Linked DNA regions of Mus musculus: all the other regions are linked to region 2. Evidence: chromatin loops called from intact Hi-C (ENCODE). Cell type or tissue: heart. All regions are shown on one strand. Each heading gives the region's core, and the rest is flanking DNA. Links, peaks and the distances in the headings are about the cores only.

What was found. Peaks named below come from ENCODE experiments on the same cell type or tissue, not always from the same donor. Only the 100,000 strongest peaks of a DNase experiment are listed, where the experiment ranks them.
Region 1: a loop joins it to region 2, with 5 times the contacts of the local background. A loop is called at or near these places in 9 of 42 quality-filtered maps.
Region 3: a loop joins it to region 2, with 13 times the contacts of the local background. A loop is called at or near these places in 7 of 42 quality-filtered maps.

Annotation. Positions count from the first base shown.
Region 1 is chr1:95,760,442-95,766,107 of GRCm38, reverse strand. No RefSeq gene overlaps it. Among named protein-coding and RNA genes, the nearest start is that of 4930598F16Rik, 47 kb to the right of the region's middle. In heart, for the core only: no CTCF peak of the experiment used is centred there; no DNase peak of the experiment used is centred there.
Region 2 is chr1:95,664,588-95,670,253 of GRCm38, reverse strand. St8sia4 (ST8 alpha-N-acetyl-neuraminide alpha-2,8-sialyltransferase 4) reads left to right here and starts at 2,660. Exons shown (of 5, transcript NM_009183.2): 1 at 2,660-3,105. The coding sequence starts at 2,993. Gm30431 (predicted gene, 30431) reads right to left here and starts at 2,553. Exons shown (of 4, transcript NR_166710.1): 1 at 2,098-2,553. In heart, for the core only: no CTCF peak of the experiment used is centred there; DNase peaks (open chromatin) are centred at 1,633, 2,603, 4,013 and 5,013; H3K4me3 peaks cover 3,343 bases; H3K27ac peaks cover 526 bases; H3K27me3 peaks cover 1,857 bases.
Region 3 is chr1:95,451,417-95,457,082 of GRCm38, reverse strand. No RefSeq gene overlaps it. Among named protein-coding and RNA genes, the nearest start is that of Fam174a, 140 kb to the right of the region's middle. In heart, for the core only: no CTCF peak of the experiment used is centred there; a DNase peak (open chromatin) is centred at 5,092.

The DNA.
Region 1 (5,666 bases), core at 487-5,486, 96 kb before region 2:
TCCAGAGAATATCAAAGCACTTTCAGTCAGCCCTACCGACACAGGTTCTACAAACTGTTTTCTTAAGCAATCAAAGTTTATCAAGTAATAGTATAATTTACATTAAATATAAGAGCATAGCAGTTTTACATTTTCATTAGCACACGTTTCTGTTTTCTCAGGACTTAGTTAACAGTGTGTCTTGTTGCTTCCAGTCAATAGATGTTGGTTCGCATTTTGCCTACTATTAAATGTTACCTAATCTATATTAATTCAGTTTCTATATTTTCATAACCACAATCACTGTCCCTTTGAGCTTAAACTCCTTTCTAAAGCAGAAAACAGAAAGAGAGAGACAGCCCAAAAGTTAAGAGCACTGGCTGCTCTTCTAGAGAACTTGAATTTGATTCCCAGAACTCTACAGTCCTTAACTCTAAAACCAGGACATCTGACACCATTTTCAGAACTCTGCAGGCCCTGCACATGCATAACGCCTGCCACAATCAGTATCTGGAGGAGAAAGTTCTCCAGACATTCAAAGCAATGCCTATTACATTTTAATTTATTTACAAATTTATTTAGACCATTATTACTATATTATCATCTATTAAACATGTCTTCAGCCAAACTGTTTTTCATTTTTTCTACACAATTATAATAAATTTTACTGAATTTTAATATTACCTCTTTGTCCTCTACAGTTTGAATAGTACATGAGAGAATTTTAATAATGATAGCAAAATATTTTAAAGTATAGATGAAACATTAAACTTTTGAAATATTTTGAAGAATTTTCTTGAAACACTGTAATTTAGAGAGAGTTATAAGATTATTAATAATTGTACTTCTTTAAGAATAAGTATATTTAGTAATAGAATTAAATTACTAATTATTCACATTAGGATATTTTGAACATTTTAAAAGTCATTGATGTTCATCAGGGAAATGCAAATCAAAACAACCCTAAGATTCTACCTCACACTAGTCAGAATGGCTAAGATCAAAAATTCAGGTGACAGCAGATGCTGGCGAGGATGTGGAGAAAGAGGAACACTCCTCCATTGTTGGTGAGATTTCAAACTTGTACAACCACTCTGGAAATCAGTCTGGCGGTTCCTCAGAAAATTGGACATAGTACTACCGGAGGATCTCGCAATACCTCTCCTGGGCATATATCCAGAAGATGTTCCACCTGGGAAGATGGACACAAGCCCCACTATGTTCATAGCAGCCTTATTTATAATAGCCAGAAGCTGGAAAGAACCCAGATGCCCCTCAACAGAGGAATAGATACAGAAAATGTGGTACATTTACACAATGGAGTACTACTCAGCTATTAAAAAGAACGAATTTATGAAATTCCTAGGCAAATGATTGGACCTGGAGGGCATCATCCTGAGTGAAGTAACACAATCACAAAAGAACTCAAATAATATGTTCTCACTGATAAGTGGATATTAGCCCAGAAACTTAGGATACTCAAGATATAAGATACAATTTGCAAAACACATGAAACTCAAGAAGAACGAAGACCAAAGTGTGGACACTTTGCCCCTTCTTAGAATTGGGAACAAAACACCCATGGAAGGAGTTACAAAGACAAAGTTTGGAGTTGAAACAAAAGGATGGACCATCTAGAGACTGCCATATCCAGGAATCCATCCCATAATTAGCCTCCAAACCCTGACACCATTGCATACACTAGCAAGATTTTGCTGAAAGGACCTGATATAGCTGTCTCTTGTGAGACTATGTCGGGACCTAGCAAACACAGAAGTGGATGCTCACAATCAGCTATTGAATGGACCACAGGGCCCCCAATGGAGGAGGTAGAGAAAGTACCCAAGGAGCTAAAGGGAACTGCAACCCTATAGGAGGAACAACATTATGAACTAACCAGTACCCCGGAGCTCTTGACTCTAGCTGCATATGTATCGTCGGCCATCACTGGAAAGAGAGGCCCATTGGTTATGCAAACTTTATATGCCCCAGTACAGGGGAATGCCAGCGCCAAAAAGTGGGAATGGGTGGGTGGGGGGGGGGAATATGGGGGACTTTTGGGATAGCATTGGAAATGTAAATGAGGAAAATACCTAATAAAAATATTTTTTAAAAAGTCATTGATGTTTTAAGCCTAAAAATCACCTCTAAGATCAAGACTAGTGAAATATTTTTTTTAAAAATATGTTCCATAAAAAATCTTCTATAAGTTTAATTCATGCTTTATACCATATGAAGGGAAAACATGAAAACAATTTGAAAATAAACCTCTAATCCTGAATCATGATGAACTTCACAAACAGAAAACAATTCTCAGTGGTCATACCAGCTCCAAACACAGGAGCGCACACATAGGAAGGGTTGCCCTTCAGGGTAGAGTATTCTTGATATGTTAGTGCATATACAACCTCAGACCAACTCGTCTAGTGAGGACTGGTGCTAATTAAAACCAGCAATAGTGGATGGCTTGCTGTGTGATGTCAAGAAAAGTCCAGTGGGGATCCAAAGTGTCATAAAGTGAAAGACAGAAGTCAAGAAACTCATTCCAGGTGTACAGGAATGTGATGCTAATGAAGATTAGGACTCTGGGGGTAAAATCTAAGGTCAAGAATTAAGTAGTTTGTTTCAGGAGAAACATGCATTGATATTCTGAAGAATAAAAAAAGAGAAGGAAACAAAGAATATTTCATGGTCTTTCTTGTCACCCCAGTGTCAAACCAATGGTTAAAGTATGGCTATATACACACTATCTTCTAAACATTTATCCCCTTACTTGATATCGTCCTCCAGGAAACCATCAGGGTGAAACCCTGTGGCCAGCTTCTCTTGCCTTGCTTCTCAGCATAAGCACCATGCAAACTCCAACCTCAGTGGGATCCCAGAATTCATCTTTAAACAGACAATGCATTCTTTGAAATTATCATTCTTAAAAATTACACTTCTAATTTTTCTTTATGTTATTTTATATGCCACTTAAGACCAGCCATGTCTCCCGTCACTTGCTCTGGTATCACTTTACCACATTCTCTAGTGTTCTGTAATGCAGAGGACATTCTTGCCTATCTTAAAACACAAGTACTGAAGTCAAAACATTTATCTTTTCCTGACATTCCAGAGCCGCTTTCTGATGATCCAGCTGTCACTCATCTTTAAACTCTTCTCCAGGAATCACAGGAGCAGATACCTGAATACATGATCCTTCTTAAATAATAAATTACAAATATGACCCTGATTGTGAGCACTGTTCATCTTTCATTTTCTCTTATATTTCAGCTCAATGTAATTCAAGAACATTGTTAAAATTCTCTTCATTTACATTATACCATGCATTAAAATTCTCCATACTATCATCTATAATTTGGCTATTGTTCTAGTGATTTTAACACTGGAACTTTACCATGGCTTTCAACAGCACTGTTTCAGTACAAACAACTCACATTTGCTTGTGGAATTTTAATTTTAAAATTCTCCTTAACATAGGCAGAATTCAAGTGCTTAAACTTTTGTAAATATATTATAGTTAATGGAAATTTTTAGTCTAAGTCATTTTCCCCAGTATAACGTCATTGTTTTTGCTACATTAAAGTACATTGGCTTCATATCCTGTTTACACACTGTGAAGGAATAGTATCTGTAACTCCCAGGGGAAAAAAGGCTCTACTCCTGGTCCAGAATGCAGTATGCCACTCTGCCTCTAGGTGGAGCTCTGATTTCTTTCTGTGCCACACAAACCTTTCTGTCATAGTTCCTTAAAACACCAAAGGAAGACAAATAACCTACATAAATGAAAAATAGAGATTGTAATCCACAAACCTATAAATGTGCTGCATTCCTATAGCTGAAACGTTGCCATATTAAAAATCCATTTAAATAAGACATATTTTTTTTCAGGAAGCCTGGTGATAAGAAAGAATATCTTAGTAATTTAATATCCTACTACTCCACACACAAATTTATCTTGAAAAACATGATGAATTTTAGAATATGAATATAAGTAAAGCATAAATCTTAAATTTAAGATTAACCATTATGTCAAATGTTGAGTTGTGCATGTCATTTATATAAATATTAAACTTGATGAATAACAATTTCAGTATCTATGATATACATATATATACACACATATCACTAATATTTCTGTTGTATGAAACAGGCACAGATTAAAAAGAAATATGTTTTCATCTGTTTTGACAACAAAATAAATCAATGTATTATGGCATTATTATTCTGTGAGTCATCAAAAATTACAACTGAGTTATTGAAAAAATCCTCAAATGAATGTCAAATGACTTTATTTGCCTTGTTTGATTTTTTTGCTGAAAACAATAAAACATACCTATCTAATCTATGAACCAATGACAACATATAAAGTTGGTACCTTTTAGCTCACTGCATCATTATTTGTCTATTTCACAATTATCTGTGGTGTGTTGATGCTTATTTTATCTCTAGCTCTTAAATATTGATACAGACTCAATAAAGTCTGACCACAGATTTTCATCTAATACATTCAATTAAAATAAGAGCTGAGAGTAGGTTCTATTAGTGTTATATACTAAGTACCTGAGTGTAAAAGTCAGAAAAATAAATAATTCTGAGAAACTTCTGAATCCAATAATAAGGGAGATAAATGGTACTAACTCCACAGCCAGTCCTACAGCACCCAGAGGAGGCTCCACTCCCAGGCACTCTAGCATGCCCAGGATCTTAGGATCAGGGGTGAGCAGGACACAACATCTGTTCTAAAACCACCAGGAATAACTGGGAACAGCAGGATCCAGGAGCACAGGAATCATGCCCAACCAGTGGCTCTGGTTCCTTCTGATCTGCCCTGATTTACCTTGGATGCTATCTCTGCAACCAGTCTCACAGCACCAGAGGAGACTCAAATCCCAGGAGCTCTAACACATCCTGGATCCCAGGAGCTTGGTCACACAAGAATCTGAACATTTCAGAGGCAGCTTAACTCTCAGGAAGTCTGAAACACCCAGAATCTTAGGAATCACAGGCTCACAGAGACAGCTAGACTCTGAGGAGTTCTGACACAACCAGGATTATAGGAAGGACAGGCTCCAGTCAGATATATCGAGGGCAGGTAGTACTAGAGATAATCAGGTAGTGGGAGGCAAGCATAAGAACATAAGCAACAGAAACCAAGGTTACTTGGCATCATCAGAACCCAATTATTTTTCCATAGCAAGTCCGGGATACCCCAACACACCACACCAGAAAAACAAGACTCAGACCTAAAATCCCTTCTCATGATGATAATAGAGGACTTTAAGAAGGACATGACTAACCCCCTTAAAGAAATACAGGAGAACACAGGTAAACAGGTAGAAACCTTTAAAGAGGAAACATAAAACTTCCTTAAAGCATTATAGGAAAACACAATCAAACAGGAGAAGGAAGTGAACAAAACCATCCAAGATCTAAAAATGGAAATAGAAACAGTAAAGAAAACATAAAGGGAGACAACCCTGAGGTTGGAAAATCTAGGAAGGAGATCAGGAACCATAGATGCAAGCATCACCAACAGAATACAAGAGCTAAAAGAGAAAATTTGAGAGGCAGAAGATGCCATAGAACACATTGACACAACAGCCAAAGAAAATGCAAAATACAAAAAAATCCTAACCCAAAACATCTAGGAAATCTAGGATACAATGAGAAGACCAAATCTAAGG
Region 2 (5,666 bases), core at 236-5,235:
CAAAGTTATAAAAAGTGAGACCAGACAACTGCTAATTGACTCCATAGAACTGTCACTCAAAGAATAGGAGGGCCTATGTGGTTTTTTGTTTTGATTTTGGTGTGTGTGTGTGTTTGTGTGTGAATGTGTGTGTGTGTGTTTGTGTGTGTGTGTGTGTGTGTGTGTGTACATGTATTTTATTGTGTGGATCAGAGGACCACTTGCAGACATCCATGCTATGTTTCTACCATGTGAATCCTAAGGATTCAACTCCTTTGTTAGGACTGATGGTGAGTAAATTTACCAGCAAAGTCTCAGTGGCCTGAGCCTGGTTTATGAATTCCATAGCATAATTTTGAGAGAGAGAAGAAAACATGCTACATGGATGCAGTGGTGTGTGTGTGTGTGTGTGTGTGTGTGTAATTTTAACATCTCAAAAGACTCTGTGATAAGAAATAGTAATAGAACAATAAAACGCTTAGGCTGAGACAAGAGTCTACACACAATTAAAATGTGAGCCTTAAGAAATTAAAATGGTTCTTACAAACGGAGGTGTTTCTGAACAGCACAATTGAAAAAGATATATCTCACAAGACAATCTTCAAGTTGAGTTTTACAAATTGAAGATTATTTAACTGATAGTCTGTAAGTGGTAGTTAATTGTAAAAGGTTCATGCTTGCTTACAAACCATTACACTGTATGCAAAAGAATAGTATTGCCAATTACCCAAGCCAGCCGATATTGAAGAATTGAGAATAATGATGATAGATTTCCTGATCTGGGAGAAATTTCACTCATTTATGACTCTGCATTCTAGCTAAAGTCAAAGTCTTTTGTGATTAGACATGTATTATATTTGGTTCTATGTATGGAAACATAAGCAAAGGTCAATATATAAAAACAAAAGGTTTTTAAAGTTGGGCATTTACCTGAGAGAAAATGAACTAATAGAGGAAAAAATGAAAATGATATTTTCTGCATGTGAACATGATATTTTTTCTTGCAACAAACAGCATTTTTATACACCCCAGCCAATACCACTTCCCTTTAACCCATGAGAAACTGTTTTATTTTTCTCCCTGCTGCTACTTGAGAAGTCTGTGTAACTAAAATGCATTAAGGTAAGCAGGATTTGCGTGGACATCAATCCACTGGAAAGGCTCCCAGCAGGCCACTTGTAATGTCAATAAAGACTCATAATTGCTTGCTCCTTGATGCATTTTAGACTTGGCTCTTTGGTTGCCTGTCCTGCAGAGATTAGGTTCTCAAAACTTAGGAGACTTAACTTCCTAAACCTTGAATAGAAACTGACACACATAAACAGGGTCTTATACTAAGCTCTGTTGGTTTACTTTTAAAGACCTCAGCAGCTAGGCAAAGGTTCTAGAACCTCGGGTTTTAAGCAAGGGTCATGTCTTTCTACTTAATGCTGCTCCTTGAGTCACTCTGAATTCTTCCTAAGTCCAAGGATACCCAAATCCTGGTGGTGAGCCTTCTCATTTGCTGATGTGGAAAGTGCAAACTTAATGGGCTAATGGACTAGCAAAGGTACTGCTCAGTGAAGGAGCAGGAAGTCAGACTTCAGAGCCTCTGGAATCCTGGGGCCAAGGCACACAGATAGGAAGGAGTCTGGTTTCCAGGCTCTGTCTCCTGCTGAGGAAGCATGTAGATGTTAGGTGTGATAAGCCTGAGCAGTCAGCTCTCTTGAATGTGCCAGAAACTAGGAATGGAGAGGTGCTCAGCTAGAATACTCAGAAAGCGCGCCAGCTGCACAATACAATAGAAGTAAAAAAAAAAAAAAAAAAAAAAAAAAAAAAAAAAAAAAAAAGGTAGGCGGGAAGAGGGGTGAAAATCAGAGCCCAATACACTTCAGTTGGATTTTCAAGAGGAGCCTGCCTTTCCTGCTTTTTACCCTTCCTTTCTTCTTCCCTAGGATTACGAATGTGTTGGTGGGTGTGCCGGAGGACGCTGCCTTTTCTCAGAATTCTGGTCTCAGCAGTGAAGTTTAAATGGCATTGGATTTGCCTTCACTTCGTGAGGAGTTTCCAAACGACAACGCGTGGGTCACAGAAGTGTCCATAATGTTCGTAAGGATGCCTCCGACTTCACTTGCTTACCTCAAGCTTCAAGCTGGGATCCTCATTACCCATCCACTCTGCGGGCGAGATCAGCTCATCAGCTCCTGTGAATAATCGTATTTTCCAGACAGAGTTGTGCACTGAATAATGAACGTTCCCCTTCCACTTCCCTGTTGGATTTCACTGTGCTTCGGTCGGGTTTATTCGCCCGTGCGTTTACGTATGTTTAGCAAACACGCTTTGAATGATAGGCTGCTTTCTCGAGCTATCCTTATCCCTAGCCATTGCGTTCCTCTGGTGGGATGAGTCTCATCTTTCTCAGATGAGATGAATGCTGGTGTCGAAGCTGGCGGATCTGGAGCCTTGACGTTTGGGCGTCCTAGGAGATAGTGTGGTTCTGTGTGTGTCTGTGGTTTGGGGGCATGTGCGCAAGAACGCGTCCGCGTGCGACTGTGAGCTTCCTCCACCCGGCATAGTGCAGACCGAGCTCACAACGACTCTCCGAGCAGCCGCCAGTAACGCAAGGCAACAGCAGCCTCCGCCCCCTCAGCACGGTGATTGGCTGGCCTTGCTTATCGTTTCCCTGCTACGGCGAGGAAAGGGCCAGTGACGCCCCCGAGCCCAGCTGCAGAAGAAACCGCCACCTCCAATGCACAAGGTGTCACATTTGAAAAGAAACCTGAGCCCCAGGGAGGCGGCGCAGAGCGACCCGGGCCCGGTAAGCGCTAACTGCGCGGCAGGGAGCTGGGCAGCGCTGGAGAACCGGGAGAGCTCCACCGCTGAACATCCTAGCGACCTGATTCTGGGATCTCGGCTCCACGCTCCCTTCGCAATTTTCAGATTTCTCCCCCTTGATTATCATCCCAAAACGGAGCCTTTATACCAGGAGAAGGTGCCTGAGCTGGGACAACCAGGACTTTCCCGGGCACCCAAGATGCGCTCAATTAGAAAACGGTGGACCATCTGCACTATAAGTCTACTCCTGATCTTTTATAAGACAAAAGAAATAGCCAGAACTGAGGAGCACCAAGAGACGCAACTCATCGGGTAAATGCATGTTCAAGGATATGACACCAAATCAAGCCATAGTGAAGTGTGCTTAGAGCCGGGAGAGTGACGTTTTTGGAGTGCTGTGTGTATTGGTTTGGGCGTGCTTGTGCAGAGTGTCATGAATTAAATAACAAAGGCTCTTTGGAGGTGTGTGTGCATGTTTCCCATGCTGGTTCTAGGATGAGTTTAACTTGCCCTGTGCAATGGTGGTGGTGGTGGTGGTGGTGGTGGTGGTGGTGGTGGTGGTGGTGGTGAAAGATGTATTGGCACAGGGTGCAGCTCACCAAAGAAGTCACTGCAGAAGTGTCAACAAAGAACGAGTGCCCTTGTCAGTTTAACGCTTGAGCAGAATTCAGAGATGTCTTTACTCCTCAAGCCTTCTCTTTCTTTCTTTCCTTCTGTGTCCCGCCAGTCTATGAGGACACCATAAAAAGCGGCGTTCTCCAAAGTTTATGGTCACAGAAGTGAAGTGGGTCTTTACTCTTTTTTGTTTGTTTTTGTTGGGGGAGGGGACGCCTGTAAGATCTATTTTCTTTCTTTCTTTCTTTCTTTCTTTCTTTCTTTCTTTCTTTCTTTAAGTTAGACATTTCAGTATCAATAAGGAAAATTCCTTATTCACTCCTCTACGTATAAAACTCCCGGGTTTCATGGTTACAGTTTTAGAAGGGAACTGGGAACTGCGCCTTTACAGACCATATCTGCTCTTTTTTTTTGAGTTTGTCAAGATGTGATCAAAATCTCCGCCCCATTAAGTTCTGTAAATATCTCACTTCCTTCCTCTCTCCCCTGGCTTCTCTGCCTTTGAAGTCTATCCGGGAGCAGAGCGAGCGATTTGTAACTTCTTGTCTCTGACAAGGCTTGGAAGCGCACATCTGAGGATATGGCCCTGTTGTCAACTCTGTTAAAAGTCCTGTTTCGGAAATCCTCCCAAGTCCGGAGCTTTCCACAGTCGGAAACTGCACTGGCTGAGATTTCCTTCTGTTTTTACATTGTCTCTGGCATCTTTGAAACGAAGAAGGATGCTTTGGCATTTTTGTGTGTGCGCGGTTTTGTGTGGGGGGCGGGGCAGAGAGCTTCTCAAACACACACTAGGAAACTTTACGCAGCTCTTTTCTTAATATCCCCGCTCCTCTCTGAGTAATCAGTCACAATGAAGTGAGTAAGACGCAGGTGTATCCTCCCGGAAGGACTTGCTATTCTGCATAAAGCTAATAGTACTAGGCTCAAAGGGGACTCTAGGAGAAAGGAACACTAATAAGGAGTGGGCCGAATGGTCCTTATGCTTCAACAAACCTATTCAAGGTTTGTATGAGAGGAAAAATAAATACATACATACATAAATAAAAAGAATTAGGTGAAGTCGTTTACCTAGAAGTGGATGGTTGGAAAATCCATGTCAATGGTGGAAAAGAAAAATTGGGAGGGGTGTGAATAAACCCAGCAGACCTGTTTTTGCCAGGCAGACAAAGGGGTCTTGAAGGTGGTGAACCCGCGCGTGGGAACTCCTGGGAGAGGCGGAGGCTGGGGCTTGCGAATCGAGGCTCTTTGTTCCCTTCAGAACTGATTGGGTTCCAAGGAGCCGGCGCTTAGACAAAGCGGCCAAGCTTCTACAGGACTCCAGTGGTTTGGGACCCTAGCGAGCAGGAGTGGGCGTGGTGATGAACACTATGTCCAAACCCTGCAAAGGAGTCATTCCCTTGCTCGGATAAATTGCCTCCAGGAAGGAGGCCTGTATCCCGGGTGCCCCAAAGGAAAATATCAGATCCAGGACACTCCACGTTTCACAGTGACATTTATTCTCTGGCCTTTTTGGAAATCAAGGGAGGGTCTGCACAGCCCTGGCATCAGAGGAGCTGCAGCCCCACAGTCACACAGCGACTGGGTTAGCTCTACTGAGCTGTGCCTCCGCACCCTTTGCAAGCTGAGCTGCCAGTTCTTTCTTCCCAGTTCCTATGAGAAGGCTTGAGGCCAGCGCTTGAGTTATCAAAACAGGAAGAGAGGTGTACCGGGTGCCGTGCTGGTGTCTACCCTTTCTTCTACAAGAACTAGTAGTCAGAGCAGGATAATGAGAAGACTGGTGTGTGTGTGTGTGTGTGTGTGTGTGTGTGTGTGTGTGTGTGTGTGTGTGTGTGTGTGTTTCGTGTGTGTTTCGTGTGTGTTTCGTGTGTGAGCATCATTTCAGAAAGAAGTAAGCCTGCCTTCATTTGTGACAGTCAAGCAAACAAACAAACAAAAAAATTCACATTCAAAGCTCCTCCTCTTTAATTAAAGCCCGCAACTGCAGCTTTTTTGAACAAGGCAGAGACAGGGTTGTGGAGACAGTCCTCACCCACGTGCTGGAGAAATCCTGACTGCTCTGGGCTTCCAGACTCAGGCACAGGGTGGGGCCAGTGTTACCAAGAGCAGTGCAGGGTAGCTGGGGTCTCTGGATGTTCATCCCCTTTTGGCCTGAATGAAACGTTCAGGGGGGTGACCTGAGCACATGATTTCTTTCAACTCCCTAACAGTGCCTCTGGTGGAGCACTTGATTCATCAGCTAACCCACCATCTCGTCTCTG
Region 3 (5,666 bases), core at 487-5,486, 210 kb after region 2:
AAGATATTTTAAGAATAATTGAACAAAGTACTCCCAAAGATATATTTATTTTAAAAACCTAAAAAAGATATATTTATATTTTAAAGGTATATAAATATATATTACATAATATATTTATTACATTATATATATATTATTTATATATTCTCATGAGAATTATACTAAACAAATTAAATAAGGCTACAAGTATACTTCAGTAAGCTATAAAAAGTAAAATTGTACTTCGTGTCTCCCCTACAAAATAAAATAAAACTAAAATATGGAACTACATAAAAACATTGAGCAATTAAATAGATTTTAAATAAAGTATAAAGTTTCTAATCACAAATGAAATAATATAGTATATCAAAAGTTGTAAAGAAGTAGGAGCAAAGCTACATGCATCAAAAGGAAAATAATCTCAAGCAACCTATGAGCATGCCTCAAAGAGGCAAAAAGAAAAAATCTCAAGTCCATATTTCAAAAGAAATTATAAAAATCAAAGCATAAATAAAGAATAAATAGGAAACATATTACAAGTACATCCAGATTAGAAAATAACATGTTTAGTTATTCGTGTTTGGAGATAACATAATTTTCAACATATAAAAACCCAATATATTCAAACAAAACCTATTTGTCTTATAAACAACTATAAGTGAAGTTACAAGATACAAATTCAACCTGAATTAGTAGCAATTCTAGAGATGAAAATGGACTTTTCTGTGAAAGAAATTGAGAAAGTGGTTTGATTTATACAAGTTACAAAAGGAATAAACATTTAATAACAAAATTTAAGCAAGGCATCAAAGTACCTTGGCAATGAAAATGACAGAACACTATTGAAATAAATTGCCCAAGACACAAAGGAAAACAAAGATATACCTTGCTCATGAATCAGAATAATTCCAAACAAATAGACTACTCAAAGAAATCTGGAAAGCCAATGCAATTCATCACAATACTGAACTTTCACAGTAGAACACTGAATCAAAACTCATCAAAGATCTAATGTGAAACCTGAAATGCTGAATCTGCTGCAGGAAAACAGAGTCAGGACCAATCACACCTGTAGGACAGGACTTACTGAATAGAACTTGATATGTCCCCAAATTACCGCCAACAATAAACAAGAGGACATCACAAAACTAAAAAGCTTCTGTGAAGCAAAAGAAACAGTCAAATGGATGAAAAGGAAGGCCGGAAAATGGGAGAGAATGTTTGTCTGCTATACAACTGACAAAAACTCAATATCCAGAATTATGCAAAGAACTCAAAAACGAAGAGTCAGAAAAAAAAAAAGTCTCATTAGTAGAGAACAACTAAAAGTATATCAAAAATGTTCATCACTAGCAATTAGGGAAATGGAAAACAAAACAATTTTGAGACTTAAACCTCCCTTAGAACGGCCACGATCAATGGAACAATAGAACAATAGACAACAAATGCTGGAAGGGACATGGTAAGTTAAAGCAACAGATGTGCTCCTCCTTCTCTCTCTCTCTCTCTCACACACACACACTTGCACATACACGCACACACACGCACGCACGCACACACACACACACACACACACACACACACACGCATGCACGCACGCATGCACGCACATGTGACACAAATAGAGGCACATGCGCAAGTACGCATGTGCACATACACAAACTCCATGCACACACACCAATCTGTCTTCAGATCTTGGGCTCAGGATGAGAGACCAGGAGACCAGGGATGCTGTTGGGCTTCACTTCTAAAGAAAAAAATCTAAAGATAGTAGCAAATGCATCAGGGAAAACAAAATGCTCATGTCAAATATCTTGGTTAGTGAAAAGAGTGAATCAATACCACTCCCAATGAATCTGCAAAACAGAGTTCTAATGTCAGTGTAAATGCAAAATAAATAAGTTTCTGCTACTGAACAAAGAAACAGAAATAATGTACTCCTAATGGCTATGCCAAAGTTTTATTGAGACAATCAGGTCACAGGGTTGCCCCTCCTCTTTCTCTAATGTGTCATGTATGAATTCCTAGGTTTATGTTGTTTTATTCATTTATAATTCACTAACCAATTAACTGATACACATTTACTGACTATTGATACAATGTCTCATGGTCTCCTGGGACAGGTGAAAGTTCTGCACACACCAGAGTCTGAATTAAATCTAACATAGTTCTTCTCACACAGTCTCCCTACTTGATCTCTTTACCTATGATTTTCCTTTACTCTACTCAGGGTTATTATGTTTCTAATTATATAACATTTATATAAAGTTATACAATACTATATATTATAAAATTGTATTATATAGTGATAATTTGATAATTATGGGAATGGTCACCTACTATAGAAGCAAGTTAATATCACTATAAATCACACCCTATAATGTCTAGTGACAAAATACTTAGGATTTGCTATACACAATTTTTTTTTTCTGTGCACTCACCTAAATCAAGTGATTCCCAATTCCTTTGACAACAAACGTTCATCTTTTGTTTTTGCTCTTATGTCCTAAAGCAGTACCTTCCTGTGTTTGTTGAAACTAAGTGAACTGAATTGAAATGTTTAAAACACCCATTCCAAACTTGTTCTACTCAAACTGTAAGCTATCTGGAAACTTACTAAGAATTCCATTTGGGATTTCTTGTTTCTGGCTCCGGCTCTTTGAATGCATTCCAGAAAAATCCTCTTTAACTTGTATACAGAAGCTTGAAACAAGAACAGAGGTTTAAATATAGAAAACAATAGCCCTTTGGATTTGGTTTCCTGAATTCTTTTAATAGTTTCAAGTGAAAGAAGATCTTGACAGCAGGGTTCCCAATACAATGGTGTTTGGCCAAACAAAATGAACATATAAATCACAAATTTATAATCGCAGAAATGCTATTGATTTGGATAAACTATGGCTTTTAAACTTAATTTTTGTTCACAATATATGAGTTAGCAAATAGCAAATCTAAAGATATTTACAAGCTAAATAATTGTTCTGATCTTCCAGGATGGTTATCAATACCCACCATCAATTTGTTTAGGAATAGAAAAATAATCTTTAAAAATTACCTTGACAAATAAAACTTCTGTTCTGACAAGTTATCTAGATCTGTAATTGACATAATGGCAGGAGTGGATAACCACAGAGAACCTGGAACTGCCACAGGGGTAATGACATTGTCATGGGATGAGAATTCATCCTCCAAGTTGTATGTCATTCTCAAAATTATGTCTCACCACCAGGCCAAATTAAGAGATTGTTAAGAACTAAGTATGTCAAAGCAAGGCAAAAGAAATCTATGCATTCATTTTTTGCAAATGTTATTGCTACTACACGTAAGCATGCATAAGATATATCCTTAAGGTTATATACTAATAAATGTATATGTTATCAAAGTGATTCATATTGTAATAAAACAGAAAAACAAGATTTGCGACATCTGCTTTTTACAGCTCTAGACTTTAAAAAGCAAAACCTGTCTTCGCAGCTGGAATCTGCAATCAGGACACTTGGAAACCTTAAGCAGGAGGTCACTGCAAGTGTCAGCCCAGCAGAGCATTGTAGAGAGATTGAGATGGGGAGGGTGGAGTGTATGGGGAGTAGACAAAGAGAACTAGAAAGTATTAAATAAACAGTAAGCATAAAATTATAGATGTTTCTGAACATGTAAAGTACTTGTAACAAGGAGACTTGAGTTATTAAATTTCAAAGACAAACATGAGTGAATCAAGCAAAATGCAAAAATATTATTTTATTTTGCTTTTTGGAAGTATTATTCTCACATGTATTCTCATATGCAGAAGTAAAACAATGAATTCTCCAAGGACCTAAGGAAACAGACAAGGCATTTTTCCAAAACTAAGTCCTTAGGACTGTTATTATATAGGGTGGCCTTGGACTTCAGATTTTCCTGGGTCATCTCACCTTGTACATGCCTTGGCTTCCATTTTAATAGTTTACTTCCTGAAGACTGAACATTTTGTGTCTCAACTTCCTTAAAATATATTCTTAATACCAAATATTCATGGCAGTACAATATTAATCATCAGAACAGACCCATATATTTTAAATTAAAGAAATAATAAGACAGATATTGAATTAGGATAATTTGTCTAAAGCAACTGCAACTATAATAAGTAAAGGTTCCTTTTGCTTTTATTTATGTATTTTTTTAGACTTTCATATGTGAATATGGTATTTAAACCATTTCTATCCCTCTCTCTCCCCAACATCTCCTCCTTTATCTGCCTTGCTTCTGTGTCTTAAATTCCTGGTCTCTTATTCTTTAACTATTATATTTGAAATACACACACACACACTACATGTGTGTCAATTTGCACATACATTTCTATTTATATGAATTTATAAATATAACACATTGAGTATCTTTAGTGTTGCTTATAGATACAGATACAGATATAGATAGATGTAGGATAGATGTAGATATAGTGTGTGTGTGCGTGTGTGTGTGTGTGTGTGTTTGTGTGTCTTTAGAAATGACCACTTGGGATTAGGTAATCTATTGCAGAGAAGTTTGTCTCCAGAGAGGATGTAGTCTCCCTCCATCAGCAGCCATTAATTTCTTGTAGCTCTTCATTTAATGGTGTGGTCTTGTGAGATTTCCCTCTTCTATGTTTGAATGCTAGCTAGGATTATTATTTTTTTCAGGTCTTAGCAAATGCAATGTCAACACATTAGTAAGACACATATTATCAAGCTGGCTTAGGTAATAATAAATAACATTGTATGAACTTTGGTGACTCCAAGAAACAGATGATAAAACAAATCGTTTATCACAATTGATAGAACTTTTGAAGTGTTATAGGAAAGATGAAAAGGAAAAAGAACAGATCTATCTATCTATCTATCTATCTATCTATTAATCACATGAATTAAAAACAAAAACCTAAAGGATTGACAACTGGTCGACCTCATATTTATGTATTTATGTATTTATTTATTTATGTATTTATGTATTTATGTATGTATGTATGTATGTATGTATGTATTTATTTATTTATTTATTTATTTATTTATTTATTTATTTATTTTCGTTTTTCGAGACAGGGTTTCTCTATAGACCAGGCTGGCCTCGAACTCAGAAGTCCGCCTGCCTCTGCCTCTGCCTCTGGAGTGCTGGAATTACAGCTACCACTGCCCGGCGACCTATTATTATAAGTATTTATATAGAACAATTAAGAACAAAGTAGCATTTCTTGCTTTGTTGCTGATTTCTAAAAACATATAATAGTTTTAGCTTTATCATTTACTTCAAACATTAATTTGTTAATTTACTTACTCCTTATGCAAATACATTTAGAGTATGTACTGAGTGCATAATATACAGATCTGCTCACAATGCTGGCAAATTGAACAAGAAAACAGGAAAATTTAAAACTTACTGCAGCTTGTAAGTTAGTATTCCAATAGAATTAACTTAGGTTAAGTTAGAAAAAATGGTTATGATCATGTAACAGTGAACTATGACCATGAATTAGGTACCCAAAGACTGAATTGTTATAATGTTACTTCAGTGAAATTTGCATCTAGAAATAATATGTTATAGCAAGAGGACAAATATTTCATCTATGTACACAATGGTTCCTATGGTTTGCCATCATATTTCAGGTGGGGCAGGTAAGTTTGCGTTCATAAATCGTCTCAGCATTTTCCATAGAAAACATTTCAGGAAAGCTTGTG